2 separate regions of the Homo sapiens genome follow, and region 1 is linked to region 2. A link is a contact called in ENCODE Hi-C or POLR2A ChIA-PET data. All regions are on one chromosome and are shown on one strand. The core of a region is the stretch at or near the end of the contact, and the rest is flanking DNA. Distances in the headings are between cores, read along the strand shown. Region 1 has its middle 110 kb from the start of SERPINE2. Region 2 has its middle 62 kb from the start of SERPINE2.

The links. Hi-C counts contacts between places; a loop is a spot of excess contacts on that map. ChIA-PET counts read pairs that join two places held with the same protein, here RNA polymerase II (POLR2A). Pooled maps may share reads with other maps.
Region 1: a loop to region 2 is called in a map of HepG2, with 8 times the contacts of the local background. The contact joins two enhancer-like sites. A Hi-C loop is called at or near these places in 4 of 168 maps with a recorded cell type or tissue (A673, HepG2, MCF 10A and 1 more) and 2 of 50 pooled maps. POLR2A ChIA-PET finds 5 or more read pairs at or near these places in 2 of 52 experiments (HepG2 and OCI-LY7).

The regions. Positions count from the first base shown.
Region 1 is chr2:224,144,652-224,149,905 of GRCh38, forward strand. No RefSeq gene overlaps it. Among named protein-coding and RNA genes, the nearest start is that of SERPINE2, 110 kb to the left of the region's middle. Within about 2 kb of position 1,365, at least 5 of the 41 ENCODE cell types and tissues checked have a DNase peak (open chromatin) inside an H3K27ac peak, as active enhancers do.
Region 2 is chr2:224,098,298-224,103,938 of GRCh38, forward strand. No RefSeq gene overlaps it. Among named protein-coding and RNA genes, the nearest start is that of SERPINE2, 62 kb to the left of the region's middle. Within about 2 kb of position 4,019, at least 3 of the 41 ENCODE cell types and tissues checked have a DNase peak (open chromatin) inside an H3K27ac peak, as active enhancers do.

The DNA.
Region 1 (5,254 bases), core at 115-2,614, 44 kb after region 2:
TTACTGAAAAAACAAGTTTGAGGCATTACATCAAGGCTCTCACAACCAGAATAAGTTGAAATAGAACAAGTCTCTTTTTGGAGGACCACTTGCCAACAAGTCACTTGAAGTAAGAGGTTAAAGCATGTGAGACACTGTCTATATGGGACGCTGTCTGTGTAGATGCTTCCCTGGGGGATCATCAATTTATAAAAATAAAAAGGAAACTTGCAAAATATAGCTATACATTCAATGAGAAATGTAGTGATTCACTTGAAAATGTTTTGGTTTTCCCTCTATTTATTTACTCTGTCAGGGATACCAATTTTCACTCAGGATTACAATAGGGACAACAACCCATTATCTAATAAATAATGTAATAGGGTATAAATGAAAATAAGACTGGATTTGAGCTTGTCTGTACCTAGACTCTCAAACTGAGTTGTAAAATGAAGGAGATCCAGTTGAATCCAATCAAATATTTTGATGAAAATGTCCTTGGTATGTTAGGTGTGTGTGTCTGAGTGTGCACATGTTTTCATGGTAGAGGAATGCTGAGGGAAAATGGGGTTCAGGGGAAAGAGCCTCATTCAATCAATGTGTATTATCTAAAATAATTTCAAATCAAGCATAAAGAAACAGACTTGCACAAAGGCACAGAGCCTAGAAGGTCTTGCAAGATACGACATGGTTTTTGAAAAGTAATTATATAAATCAAAATTTTCATAAACCTCCAGGTTTCTTTCTTTATCTAATTTCTAAAATGTAGCACAAAGCCAAGGAAAGCCCCTAAGATTTCAAGTGAGGTTCATTAACATTTTTTAAAGAAATTTTAATTTGAATTTCTTTTCAAAAAGTATTAGGCTTGAAATGTTGGGTCTTTAACCATTAACTTTATACAACCTATATGATTTCCTTTGCATTTATGAAACATATTCTCTCTTCATATTAAAGGAACATTTAATGACAGCCTATTGTGTTCCAGGCACTATGGTAAATGCCGTGGGGGTGTCTGTTGGTTGGTTTGTTTTTGGAAGAATTGACAGTCCCAGGGAAGTCTTCCCCTAAATTCTGGCAATTGTGTCTTCTGGCAATTTTCTTCTTAATCATCAACCTGTGGGGTGACTAAACCTGTTGTCAAATATTTTAAATCTCAGACCAGCATCACCATCACTACTCAGCCCAGTCCAAGCACCCACAGCATTGCAACCTGCTGTGAATTCAAGAGATAGAAGCTAACTTTACTGTAGGCTTAAGCAATATGGAAATAGAAGGCTACATTGCTGCATAATATCATAGGGCACATTCCATGGGAAAACATACCCTTTGTGCAGTTGTTTGTGATTTTGTTGTATCTGGCCCAAGCTCTCCTTTATTGGTGTGTGTGACTGGGAGGACGCCGCCTTGGGAATGAATCACATCCTGTTCTGGAAACATGAAAGGATGTTCTAAAGAGCACGTGACCCATTGCTGGGCTTGGTAGCTTGGTCAGAACTTCATTTGCTATTTATTGGAATTTGCTCTCTTCTTTTGGCCTTCAGGAAGTTAGTAGAGACTGTACAACAGCTCTGTGGGTGAATGGTCAGGGACTTGATGGGGAATGGGTGAGTCAAAGTCTCAATATTTGGGGCCAAGAGAACTTCTCCTTCACCCTCAGAGGTATCCCTGGAAAATTAACTCTAAATAAGGCAGATTAATAATAGAAAGAGCTTTAAAATTTATGACCACCATGCACGCAGGGAGAATCACAGGGCGATTGCCTCATATTCCATGGAGGTACATAGGCTCATATACCCTGTTTCTTTGCAGAAAGGGAGATGGGGAAGTATGGCTGATTTTTAGGGGGATGGTAAATGATTTTTAGAAGAATTCAATGGGCTGATGAACACACAATGGCCTCGGGCAAAGTCTGTTGGGCCTGCAGAGTGTACAATGGTATGTGATAAAAGTCTGTCTGGGTTTGTTGACAGATTTAGCCTTCCTTCCTGTGATACGGTTTCAGTTAATGAAAACTCAGAGAAGGGACCAGAGGTCATTGTTTTCTTCTCTGGTAGGTCCAGACTATAGGCAGATAAAAGAGCTTCAGCTTGTCATTTAGAAGAAGTAGAGGATTAAGAGACAGGAGCAGAAGGACTAAAAAAACAATTGTTCTCCTTGGTGGGTCTGTCCAGCCTTTATGTGATATGGTAAAGGTCTCTTCTAGCACCTGATAATCTCTAAGGGCCTTTAATTCAAAGTACGCGTTGTGCCTGGGAGCCATAGAGTTTGGGGTGAAGTTCCCCAATCCCCTTTGTGACATAGGGAGGGATGTGATCCTGGAAGGCCAATGGGAACAAGTGGGAGAGGAAAGGAGTATTGGCCATAGCCCAGATGAACTGAGAGAAGAGCACCAAGAGTTAGTGGAGGTGAAGTTGAAAGGGACTGCCCTTAAAAGAGGCAGCATTGAAATATACATTTAGACTTTAAAAATTATAATGGGGTTCCAGCTGAAGACTGTTATGAGCCAATGCCTTTACTTCCAAATGACCATGGAAATGACTGGATCAGAGCAGGGACTTGACGGAGCCAGCATCGACAACCTGAATTTCAAAGCTCTTCTGGGAAGTACATGGAAGTGCTAACAGAATACCCTAATATTTCCAACTTCAAGTGTCTAAAGTAGCCCCAGAGAAGGGACTTCTAGTTCTAGCATCCAGAGCTGTGTCCAGCCTGCTTCTGGTGATGACATCCTGGTGTGCGGAGCAAGCTAAGGAACCCAAGGCATAGGCTCTGAGTCATAGGGGACTCGCCCAACCAGATAGTAAAATAGATTATACAGTTGTAAAGGTAATGATACTATAATTAAAGAAAAAATAAATAAACAGAGTATAAAGTCCAGAATAAGCTGAAGAATATATCAAAACTTATGAAGGTAGTATAGTATAGTATTGAAAGAATTTAGGCTCTGAAGATAGCCTGATTGGGTTTGATTCCTGGCTTTCTACTTCCTATGTGATCTTGCCTAAGGCACTGAATCCTTCTGTGCTCATCTCCTCCTCAGTAAAGTGAAGATAATATTAGAAACTCATGGGGTAGGGATGAAGGGGACTAATGCATGAAAAGCACCTAGCATGGTTCCTGGGACATAGTTACTATTCAATAAGGATTAGCTAATATCATTGCATGGAAAGAGTAGCTTTCAAACAAGGGAACTTGATGATTTATTTAATAGAGAGTGTTGTGACATTTGGCCAGATATTTGGGAATAAACATTTGATCTTTTCCTTATATTCTACACCCAAAAGAAGTTCAACCGATTGAGAACCAAAATAATTCTAGAATAATACATAGGCCAATATTTAAATAATTTTGTAGTAGAGAGGGCTTTTTAAAATATAATAGCAAAAGGAGAAGGCTAGAAGGGAAACAAAAATGGATATTTTTGTTTGTTATATTTATATTGGTTATATTTAAAAAATTGAAAGCTAGGCCAGGTATGGTGGCTCACGCCTGTAATCCCAGGTGGGCAGATCACGAGGGCAGGAGTTCAAGACCACCCTGGCCAACATGGTGAAACCCTGTCACTACTAATGATACAAAAAATTAGCCAGGCGCGGTGGCATGGGCCTGTAATCCCAGCTACATGGGAGGCTGAGGCAGGAGAATCACTTGAACCTGGGAGGGGGAGGTTGCAGTGAGCTAGGATTGCGCCATTGCACTCCAGCCTGGGCAACAGGGTGAGACTCCATCTCAAAAAAAAAAAAAAAAGAAAGCTACTAGGCTTCAAAACAAAATAAACAAAGCAAACCAAACCCAACTCACCCTAAGCAGAATTAGAAAGTAAATGACAAACTAGGAAAAATATTCACAACATCTAAGACAGACCAGGGTTAATATACTTAATATATAGAGTATATTATACTTTTTAGAAATCGATAGATCTTATAAATCAACAAATATCAACAAATATCAACCCATCAATAAATGTTTAACACCTTTGCCAGGAAAAATAAGCATAGGACATTATGAACAGGTAATTCATAAAGAAAAATATATAAATAGACAAAAACATAAGATTAATCTAATGAGTAATCAAAAGGCCGTGACTGAAAATGAGATAGCATTTTTCACTTTTTAAATGGCAATAATTTTTAAATGACCATAGCCAATATTGGTGAGGGTAGAGAAAAACAGGCTCTCTCCCATACTGTTGGCAGGAGTATAAATTGGCTCACTCTCTCGGTAGGGCACATTTTCAATACATTCTTAATGCGTATAACTTCTGACCTAACTTTTATACTTCCAGGAATTTAATTTTTAAAAATGTTCTGAGATATGAAAAGAAATAAATTTGACCACAAATGTATCTACAACAACATTTTAATAATATCAAACAATTAGACTACCTTAATATCAGATAACAGGTTACTGGTTAAATAAATGTTAATACACTTATTATTTAGCCTTGAGAATGAACTTTTCAGTTCTTAATAAATGACTGAAGACCCAGCTGCTAAACTCTGAAATGCATACCTGCTTATGGAGAACCTTGAGAAACAGCACATCCATACAATATCTTACTAAATAAGCATTATTATTGGTGTGGCAGGAGAATAACATATAATGACATAAAAAGATGATCCAATTATATAAAGTGGTGTGTGTGCACAAAATAAGTTGTATGTACAGTATGATATTAGGAAATACAAGTGTAAATACATGTATAAACAGAAAATGTTGTTTCTCAGGGGTGAAATTAAGAGTTATTTTTCTTTTTTTTCACTTATCCAAGTGTAATTGTGGCTTTTATTTTGCATTATTTGACTTGACTTTTATTTCACATCTTTCTCCATGCAACTAGATGTGGAAAGCAAGATGTTTTAAGGGAATAATTATTTTCTGAATCAGAATAGGAGTTTGATGCCTATATGTGTGAATGTCAATCCTCAAAATAGTTGTTCTCGAAGATTTCATTCTGCTGTTAGATTAGGTAGTTGGTGTTACAAATGCATATTTTCTTTAAACATTCTGTTAATGTTGTTAAAAGTTGCTTTGATACCAAACAACATGGCATTCACCATGTAAACAATGAGAAGACATTCATCAGACCCTTAGATTTTCCTCCCTGCCTGGGGGATTTGAGCAGAAGCACAGACAGTCCTGACCCAGGCCAGAGCTCCGGCCCTTGACTTCCTCTTGGTGCCTGGAGTCCAGTCTCTTGCTATTCGTGGCCTTGAGATGGTTTTGCATTTGCCCAGGGCCTCTGAGCCCGGGCTGCCTCCCTCTCACAGTGAGT
Region 2 (5,641 bases), core at 2,769-5,268:
GGCTGAGGACATCCACTGCTATTTCAAAACTTTGACTTTGGTTAACCAAAGAACCATTACCTGTGTATTAGTTTTCAATTGATATGTAATAAATTACCACAAACTTAGTGGCTTCAACCAATACCCATTTATCAGGTCACAGTTCTGCAGGTCAAAAGTCTATGCATGAAGTAGCTAGGTTTTCTGCTCAGGATCACAAAGGCCAAAGTCAAGGTGTCAGTCAAGTTGAGTTCTTGTCTGTGGGCTTCAGGAAAAGAATCGACTACCAAGTTCATTTGGGTTATTGGCAGGATTCAGTTCCTTAGAGTTGTAGGATTCAAGTCCCATTTCCTTGTGGGCTTTCAGCCAGGGGCTGCACTCAGCTCCTACAAGCTGCCTGCATTCTTTGCCAAATGGCCTTCTCCATCTTCAAGCTAGCAAGAGCGTATCCAATTCTTCCCCAGTTCTGAATCTCTGACTTCCTTTTCTGCAATGAACTGGAGAAAACGCTCTGCTTTTAACTCTTTTCTTGTTTCCCCAAGGACAGTCGCCGGCGGCACTTGCGGCTGCAGCATTTATTTGGAGATAACTTTGTCACGAAATACATCGCTTTCATTATTATTTTCACATTGCTTTCGTATATCAATTTTGGGAAAAAAAGCATCATTCTATTTATAGCATTTTGTTTTTAGTAGTGGTATTTCCCATTGACAAAATATAGTAATTCTCGGTCACTGAAAATGTCAAATCCTAGAAAACATAGCATTCCTACGAGTGATGTTAACATCGTTCCCGAACAGTTGTTGGCCAAAGATTCACTGGATGAATCTGATTTTTCCGAAATAGATTATTCTGATGATTCAGACGATTCCCATGTTAGTTCTGTTTAGAAATAATTCCAAGAACAGTTTTTATATTTTATTTTCACATTGAAAATCAGTTATATTTGCTTCAGCCTCAAATAGTGTGTTTATGTAAAATTAAATGAGCGCTGACAGTGAGCTGCACCTTTTATTTTTTTTTTATTTTTATTTTTATTTTTTTTTGAGACAGAATCTCGCTCTGTCGCCCAGGCCGGACTGCGGACTGCAGTGGCGCAATCTCGGCTCACTGCAAGCTCCGCTTCCCGGGTTCACGCCATTCTCCTGCCTCAGCCTCCCGAGTAGCTGGGACTACAGGCGCCCGCCACCGCGCCCGGCTAATTTTTTGTATTTTTAGTAGAGACGGGGTTTCACCTTGTTAGCCAGGATGGTCTCGATCTCCTGACCTCATGATCCACCCGCCTCGGCCTCCCAAAGTGCTGGGATTACAGGCGTGAGCCACTGCACCCAGCACACTTGGCTCTTCATACAGAGCACAAAGTTCAGAGACTGGAGTAGAAGTCGATTTGAGTGAACTGAGATGCATAGAGACTTGTTTTTTGATGGAAGGAGAAAAGACAAGGGCCTTGGCTTTGTTCTGTTTTTGTCAGTTCGTGTCTGGTAGTGTGGGAAGACTGCCACAAAACAGCTTAGCCATGGCTTCAGTCTCCAATCACGGTCAATGGACTCTGAGCCCTTATAGAGAAAAAGCTCACAGGTGTGAAGCAGAAAACAGTGGAGGAGTTCAGGGAAGATTTGTAAGACACTGATTCTCTAAGTACCGCTCCAGGGTTTCAGTGACAGGCTGTGGAGAGCCTCCACTGCCCTTCCAGGTCACTTCACACCCCTTGCATGCCTATTTCAGCATTGGCCTCGAGTGTGGAAGTGCATTCCCCAGAAGAGAACCAAGTGTGGCCAGTGCTCCAGGCTCTCCTAACAGCAGAGGAATGAGAGAGTTCTATCATAATTCTGCACTGGAGAGATAAGTTGGAATGGCTTCTAAAAAAATAAAGATGTTTTGAAAATGAAAGTTTTACTTTTTAAAGAAATATCAATGGCATTTTATAATCTTAGCCAAGTATGAGAATAATGAAATTAATTTATATTTTACCACCCATCATTCCCAGAAACATTTTTATAGTTACCCTTCCTAGAAGTTCCAATGACATGTTCAACAGCTTATTTTCCTGTACTGCTGCTAATATGCATACCAAGAAATGTCTTTCTTTGTTTGGTTCAACTGATTGTATAAAGCCTTCTTGATTATATTACTCAGAATTGTAACTGCTGCTTCCTGGGTGCCAAGGACCTTTATGAAGAAGTTAATTAGCTATTTCCTTTTAAAGGATGTTCAGACATCTGCAGAGAATAATTAATCCAGTGTTGTGTTTCCAGTGTATATATATCACATAAAAGTAGACAAGAATGATTTTTATGTTAGCGATGTCTAAGGGTCCAAGGTTGAATTACGTGGTTATGTGAAACTTGCTTGTGGATGGTTCTTTCTAAGAACGGCTTCAGTGACCATCACCTGTCCCTCCCTCCAATGTGAGGACAGGCTCTGCAATGTCCTCAATGTTATCAATGAAAGGTGTCCTTTAGGTAGCAATTTGAGGATGGGGGTGAAATCATGCCCATCCCCAAGCAAAATGCATATTGCATGGAACATTGGTTTTCTCTCTGTTTCTCAAAATTTTCATGCTTACTCCCACCTCAGAGTCTTTGCACATGCTGTTGTTGTTCCCTTTGCCTGAAATGCCCTTCCTCCAGATCTCCAAAGGGCTCAGAGACTTTTGTCATTCTGGTGGGTGCTCAGATGCTTCCTCCTCAAAGAGGCTGTCTTGGACCTTCCCCTCCATGGTCAATCCCATTGTCCTATTTCATTTCCTTTCTTTTCTTCTTTTTTTTTCTTTTAGAGACAGAGTCTCGGTCTGTCGCCCAGGCTGGAGTACAGTGGCATGATCTCAGCTCGCTGCAACTTCTGCTTCCCAGGTTCAAGTGATTCTCATGCCTCAAGCTCCTGAGTAATTGGGATTACAGGTGCATGCCACGACGCCTGGCTAATTTCTGTATTTTTAGTAGTGATGGGGTTTAGCCATGTTGGCCAGGCTGGTCTCAAACTCCTGGCCTCAAGTGATCCTCCCACCTCATCCTCCAAAGTGCTGGGATTACAGGTGTGAGCCACTGTGCCTGGCCCCTATTTCACTGTGTTTATGACATTTATAACTATCTGACATTATTGTATTATAAGTTTCCTTTTGTATCTTAAGACTTATAATATTATTTTTAGATAGTTGACTTAGGACCAAAACTGAGGACAAATAAATTGTTATATACCCCTAAATTCTAAAATTAGCTCTAAAAAGTCAAGGCCAAGCCCCTGTCTTGGGTCTGACTAAATGGCTGCAGATCTGGCCCTGTTATCCTCAGCAGACAGGGCATAGGGATGGGGTTTCTGGGAAGGAAAGGGGAAATGGAAAGAGCGATAGGGAATCAGGGATCACTGGCTCCATGTAATGGTGGGTGGTTACTTTCTCCATCTCCACCATCATCCTGCCTAGCCATGTGACCCTGGATCTTCAACAGGATTATTCCTAGGGTTTGGGGATTTAGTTGAGAGGAGGCTGTCCATCAACTCCCTGGAGAGATAATTGACTAAGCTTCAGAATGAGCAGGTTTGCACTGTGTAGATAGCTGAGTGGAGTGGAGGGTGGCAAGGGAGTAACTATAAGAGCTTAAAATGTGTCTGGGGTCATTAGCAAGCAACAAGAGTGTTGTCTGCCTCTCACCTGGAAATGTCTGGAGGTGGGAAGCTTAATGGAGCAGACGGGCCAAAAAGATGAGTAAGGACTATAATCTGGTTTACTGGGGAGGATAGGCACTCCCTGTGGTCCACAGAGGGCCTCAGGGGTTCCTGTTGCACAGGTCCAGGAGCACAGAGGTTCAAGGAGAGCACAAGAGTTGCAGTACTGACCAAGTGACAAGGGAGTTATCCCCACCTGGAAAGTGCTGGAAGGAGCTCAGTGTCACAAAACATGCCCATGGTTTACACCAAGGCCCTGTCATTGGCAGACGGTCTAGCAGATGCTTTTCCAATGAAGAATTATTGAACCAGCTCAACTCAGAAGTATGATGCAATAGCAACAGGATGCCTCAGCACTTCACTATCAGCTAGAAGCTTTGTCTAAAGCAGGATGTCTAGTCAATTCCTGGCATGCCTTGATGACCATTTCATAGCAATCCTAGACATGGAAAGAATTCTAGATGTCTTAAGACATGTGTACAAGATTGTACTGAAACAGATGTTTTTTAAATGTGAAGAAAAGATTTTAAACAGGAGTATGACTCAAGAGGGAAGGGCGTTTCTCAAAGTGCTTGAGGCAGAAAAGGAAGTCTCTAAAACAACCCAAATGGTTCCCCAGGGAGCTTTCCCGTGAGTGTACACTTTAAAGGTCAGGCACATAAAGTTAAATGAGCAATAGATAACTAAAAATGAAGGCAAAAGGTGTCTTGTGAAAGCTAATGACTGGACTAAATTAATACCCATGCAAGTGAGGAAACCAAAAGCATCATATTTACTCTCAGAACCGATGAGCAAATATGGCCCAGAACAATGTTTTGGCAACATGGCGCAACACTGACAGGTGAAAGAGATGTCAGAGTTTCCTTCCTCTTATTTCCTTTCCATCTCCTTCTTTCCACTTTGGGGCCAATGTACATCAAATTAGGTGAGTGTGCGAGAAGCATTATTGAACAAAAACTTGAATTTGAATAAATGGAGACAACTGTCATGTTCCTGAATCACAGATGATAAATCTTCAGTTTTTGCCAAAGTTATATATAGAGTTAATGCAAATTCCTATTAAAATTCCCATGAAATTAATTTATATTTTACCACCCATTATTCCCAGAAACATTTTTATAATCACCCTTCCTAGAAGTTCCAATGGCATCTTCACAAGCCATATATCTATATCTAATATATTCCCCAAGGCCACTGTTCAAGAATAATCATGCCACACAGTTCATTACAGCTGAAAACTGAAAATAATCCAGCAGGATATGTAAACAAATCGTGGATTCATACAGTGGAATACTGTACAGCAACTGCACATTACAACATAGATGAATTTCATAGACATAATGTGCTGTAAAATGAGCCAGACACAAAAGAGTACATACTGTATACCTCCATTTACATAAAGTTCAAAATCAGGCAAAACCAATCTAGGTTTTAGTTAGGATGGTGGGTACCCTTGGGAGGTAAACACTGGAAAGGGCAGAAGGGGTTCTTGATTAGGGAACTAGTTGGGGAGGTATTAATTTTGTGAGAATTCAAGTGTACACTTGTGATTTGTGTATTTCTCTGCATGTATGCTATACTTCAATAAGATGTTTATATAACTTACAAGTAAAGAAACATTTCCGTGGGATTTTGTTTTGGAAGTTGACCAAACTCTTCTGCAGTTTATTTTTAAAATTATAAAGGTAAATGTGTATATTGTGGTTGTCCAAAGAAAGAGAGAGTAAAAGTAATTGTCCATGTGATTATGGAGGCTGACAAGTCCCAAGATCCACAGACGGCAAATTGAGAGCCAGTGTTGGAGTTTCAGCCCAAACACCGGCAGGCTTGAGACCCAGGAAGAATTGAAGTTTTGGTTTGAGTTCGGAGGCAGGAAAAACTGATGCCTCAGCATAAAGGCAGTTGGGCAGCAGCTCCCCCTTGCCCTGCCTTGTGTGTTTTATCCAGGCCATCAGCTGAGGATGAGGCCCACCCATGTTGAGGAAGGCCATCTACTTTA